2 separate regions of the Mus musculus genome follow, and region 1 is linked to region 2. The links are chromatin loops, found by intact Hi-C in ENCODE. Cell type or tissue: heart. All regions are shown on one strand.

Region 1 (2,500 bases), 50 kb after region 2:
ACAGGCCGGTTTGGGATGGAGTTGGGGGGAGGGGGAAGCTTCCAGCCACACAGAACCCCTCTCTACTCCTATGTGCTTGGAGTTCCTGGGCAACGTTCCCCAACTCTGGCATGGAGGTTAGCATAGTAACCTGCAGAGCTGTGATACCGAGCCGTCATTTTGGAAACTCAAAGCAACTGATCTGTTGCCGGTGGCCGTGGACTCCAAGTGGTGTCCCTTGCTCAGCCCCTTGAACCTCTTTCCTTTGGGCTGGTTTCCACCCCAGAAGTGTGCTATCTTACACGCAAGCACACTTACACTTGCTGGTCTTATCTCACATTGGGTGGCAGGTGAGCATACTGGGGAAATTTAGGGGAAAATAGTTTCCCCAGCCCAGTCTTCCGGGTAGCCTTCCGAGTAGCTGAGACAGATGTGAAAGGGCACCGGGAAAGGAATCCATGATCGATGCCAGTGGAGCAGGTTCCTCACTGGCTTAATCAGACTCCTAGATTCAAGGTCTTCATAAATATCCAGTTTAGCTGAGGCCGGGAGGGTGAAAAGATATATTCCAGTGGCCGAGGGACTCAAGAGTAACCAGGGTCCAGAAGAGCCTTCGGACTCTCTTGGGAGGTCTCTCTCTCTAGGGCTCTAGGCCCTGTCACTGTGGCTTTGGCTGGCTCAGTCGGGCTTGCAGCTCCTGCATCATGCCAGGATGAGCAAAGCCAAACCTGTAGAAGGAACAGATCCATAAGAGCTCTGGGAGGTGGACCCCAGCTTCCCGCAGCCTCCTCACCATCCCAAGCATAGCGCCCCTGTGCCTACCCACGCCCCAGCATTTTTCTTCTGGCTGGCACTGGAGTCCCCTCGGGCTTTGTGGCACTTAGCTCTGGAGTTTCCTCTAGCTGAAGAGAGGATTGCTCAGGGACCGGCCGCTCCGCCTGGGGTTGGGGGCTGGGAGGGTCACACTGTGGCTCAGGAACAGAGATTCGATGGAAAGAGGGCCTCGAGCGCCGCCGTGAGGAGCTTCGAGAGAGGAGCACACGACTCCGAGGGACAGAGACATCCAGGCGGGACCCAGGGAGCAGGGCCTGCAGGATAAGGGACATAGAGGACTGTGGAGAACTGACTTCCAGATTCTGCCTGTCCCTCTCGGGGCCCTGCTGAAGCCCTCACCTCATTCCAGTTGCTGTGAACATCCCCTGGGGCACCTGCCGTGGCCTCAGCCGATTCCAAGGGCCCAGGCACAGCTACTGTGGGGATTTGGTGTGTCTGCTGCCCCTCCTGGTCTGAAGAGTCGTCCAGCGTTTGGATCTCGCCCTCTGAGTTGTGGACCTTCTGCTCTCGCGACTGCCCTCCCCCAGCCTCTTCTTCCAACAGCATCTGATCTCTTAGGAGCCCCTCAGTCTCCATGGGGGTTATGGACCCCTCTGCTCTCTCTGCCTGGGAGCCTAAAGTCACACCATCCGTCCCCCTTATGTCTTCTGCCATTACAGATGTCTCCATCTCTGCCTGCTCCCCCTCTTCAGTCCCATCAATTTCTTGGATATCATAGCCAGACACCTTCTCTGCTGAGCCCACCAAGCCAACTTCCTGTCCACTTTGCTTCTCTGTAGTCTCCTCCAGCTCCGTGCCTCTCCCAGCCTCCCCTCTGCCCTCGGAACACCAGGCTTTCCCAAGCTCTGTTTCTGGAGCCAACCCAGCTTCCCATTTTGGCCCTTCCTCGGTATCCACGGCCCTGATACCCACAATAATCTCCTCAGCCAAATAACTGGTCTCTGTGTCCTCACTGTCTTGCAGGCTCAGAGTCACCTCCTCCAGCCTCCTCTTCCTGCAAGTTCCATCTGCCTCCCAAGGCACTACAGCCTCCTCCTCAGCAGCCTCGTTTTCTGTGGGCTTGGATTCCTCCACTGACTCTTCTGTCCCCGCCTCTGCTCCTTGGCTTCCCTCCAGCTCCGGGTTAAGTGCTACGGAGGTCAGTGCCTCCTCTCCTCCTGACCCGAAGACCTCTGGCTGTTGGGCCTCCTGGCCTCCTTCAGCCCGGATCTCCACTGCCTGCTCGGTTGCAGTCTGTTCCTTGCCTGCTTCAGCATCTGCTTTTACCTCCTGGCTATTTCTGCGGTCCACACCCCTACTCCAGTTTCCCCAGGCTTCTAGCTCAGGGCCTGCAAACCCCACAGGCCCAGGATATTCCTTCAAGCTTAGCACCCGCTCTGGGCTCAGGTCTGGAGCTCCACTAGTCTCTTCCTGACCCTTCTGTCCTTCCTCAAGTTGTTTAGTTAAAGCCTGGGAATGTCTCACCAGCTCAGGGTCCTGTCCTTCAGTGACCTTTACTCTCAATACCTCTGGTGTCATCTGGGCGGCTTCACTCCTCTCTCCCACAAACAACTCCTCAGTGCTGACTTCTGGAGAGTCTTCCCAGTCAGGTTCATCTTTAGCCTCCGTGTCTAGGACTAGCGTAGGCTCTGTGGCCCAGGAGTTCCTTTTCTCCCTGGAGGATTCTTCTGCCCGTACCTCTTCTTCT
Region 2 (2,500 bases):
GTAAAACTAGTAGAACTAATTGCTCAGAAATGTAACTTGGCGTGGGAACCCGAGAATCCACCCTCAGAGGAATGCCTATGTAAGATTACAGCCTGATAAGCTATGGTGGATTTCTTTTTTTGTTTGTTTGGTTTGGTTTGGTTTTGGTTTTTGGTTTTTCAAGACAGGGTTTCTCTGTGTAGTCCTAGCTGTCCTGGAACTCACTCTGTAGACCAGGCTGGCCTTGAACTCAGAAATCCTCCTGTCTCTGTCTCCCGAGTTCTGGGATTAAAGGCATGTGCCACCACGCCCAGCCTATGGTGGATTTCTGTTTGTGGCTCACATCCCATAGCATTAGCCTGGCCCCAGATCATGATTTTATTAGAGTTCTCCTTATTAATCTCTAAGTGCATTGGAGTGATTTCTCACCTTAAAGTTGGCTACAGCTGGACATGGCTATAAAGCTGGAGCCAGATAGCATCATTTTAGGGAAATGAATATAATGTTCTCTCCTTTTCTTTTCTTTTCTTTTCTTTTCTTTCCTTTCATTCTTTCTTTCCCACAATTTATCTTATTTTTGTATGGGCATAATGGCATATACTTTTAATCCCCACAGAGGTAGGTGAGTTTCTGTGAGCTCAAGGCTAGCCTGGTCTACATAGTGAGTTCCAGACCAGCCAGGGCTTCAGAGTGAAACCTGCCCCATACAAAAGCAGAAAGAGGGGGGCTGGACAGATGGTTCAACTGTTAGACCATTTACTGCTCTTGCAGAGGACCCAGGTCCAGTCCATATAGCACCCACATCGCAGCTCACAACTATCCGTGACTCCAGTTCTAGGAGACCAATGCCCTGTTATGATTTCCTCAGGGACCAGGCACACACAATAAACATACACATATACAAAACTCCATAAAGCCAGAGTAACTGGCCATTGTGAGCTCTGAGAACCAAATTTGGGTTCTCAGAGCAACATGTACTCTGAGAGCCAGCCATCTCTCCTGCCTTTTGAGACAAGATCTCACCATGTAATTCATACTGGCTTCAAACTCGCCATCCTCCTGCCTCCACCTATAACGAATGCTGGGCGATCTGTTTTTTATTTTCCACCCCTATGCATGATTTTGAATCACCATGATTTGAAACACCACCATGTTTAGGTGTTTTTATTTATGTGTATGTGTGTGTGTTCCCTGGGGGGCCATGTAGGTACATGCATGAACCAGAACCAGGGGAAGTGTGATTGCAGATACCCTAGGAGGCCAGAAGAGGGCACAAGATGCCCTGGAACTGGAATTTCAGGTAGTGGTTCACTGCCTGAAATAAGTGTAGGACCTGAACTCTCCCTTGGAAGATCTTAACTTCTTAGCGATTGCTCTAGTCCTGGGGTCCCATTTTTTATTACTATGTAGATATGTACATTTTATTATGTGTATGTGTATGTATGTGTGTATATATAGATATTAAGGTCTATGGGAGCAGTTTGCCCTGGCAGAGAGCAAGAGAGCATACAGATCTTGTAGTGTCACTACTGAGCATTGAGAGCAGCTCCAGGCTGATTAGATCAGACTTATTAAATTCTTGCCAGGTGTGTGGTGACACAGGCCTGCAATACCAGTTTCTTCAGAGTCTGAGCCAAGTAGATCACCTGAGCCTAGAGATTCAAGGCCAACCTGGACAACATAGAGATATCCTGTTTCAAAATCAAACAAGGTTAAGTGCCTTATAAACAGCAACCTCTTTATTGACTGTAGCAGGCACCTGACACTGTTCCCACGTAGCCACAGTGTTTCTACAGGGAACAGACTTGATGAATACAAACATTTTTAGCTCAAGTAAAAGTCTATGCTATGAAGGAACTACTTCTCTAAAAATCATAACATTTAAAATAGAGGGCTTGCAAATCTCAGTATCTACTCCTGCGTAAGAGCCTGCATGTGCTGATCCTTGTCAGTGAGAGGAGAGAGATAGTACTTTTGTTATTGGTTATTGGGTTATTTATTATGTGAGTGTATGTGTAGTGTGTGTGTGTGTCAGGGGGTTTCAGGTCACAGTACACACATGTGGAGGACAGAGGACAAATTGCAGGAGCTGGTCCTTGCCCTCCACCTGAGATGGGTCCTGAGAATGGAAGTTAGGCTCTTAGGTTGGTGGCCCAGCACTTAGTTGTTGAGCCAACTTGCTGGCCTGGGCATGCATTCATTCATTCATTCATTCATTCATTAGACCTGGCTGGTCTCAAACTCCCAGAGATCCATCTGATTCTATCTGTGAGTGAAGGGATTGAATGTGTGCATCAGCATGCTCAGCCTACTTTTGTGTTTCTGAGACAGGGTTTTGTTAAGTTGACCAGGCTGGCCTTGAACTCATGATCTTTGTGCTTCAGCTTCCTGAGAGCTGGAATTACAGGTGTGTACCACTATAGTGAACTTGACAGGCTGAGTTTTTAGAGCTTCCCTGAACTGAGATTTCTGAGATTGGGTTATTGCCTCTGAATCCAGGATTAGAATTCCCTATACTAGG

What was found. A loop is a pair of places that touch in the nucleus more often than their neighbours do. Peaks named below come from ENCODE experiments on the same cell type or tissue, not always from the same donor. Only the 100,000 strongest peaks of a DNase experiment are listed, where the experiment ranks them.
Region 1: a loop joins it to region 2, with 3 times the contacts of the local background. A loop is called at or near these places in 36 of 42 quality-filtered maps.

What each region holds. Positions count from the first base shown.
Region 1 is chr7:126,586,464-126,588,963 of GRCm38, reverse strand. It overlaps Apobr (apolipoprotein B receptor), which reads right to left. Exons shown (of 4, transcript NM_138310.1): 2 at 1,153-2,500; 3 at 802-1,067; 4 at 1-707. The coding sequence ends at 638. Among named protein-coding and RNA genes, the nearest start is that of Cln3, 1.9 kb to the right of the region's middle. In heart, a CTCF peak has its summit at 995; DNase peaks (open chromatin) are centred at 1,093 and 1,943; H3K4me3 peaks cover 601 bases; H3K27ac peaks cover 689 bases; H3K27me3 peaks cover 393 bases.
Region 2 is chr7:126,636,067-126,638,566 of GRCm38, reverse strand. No RefSeq gene overlaps it. Among named protein-coding and RNA genes, the nearest start is that of Nupr1, 12 kb to the right of the region's middle. In heart, a CTCF peak has its summit at 1,241 (motif pointing right); no DNase peak of the experiment used is centred here.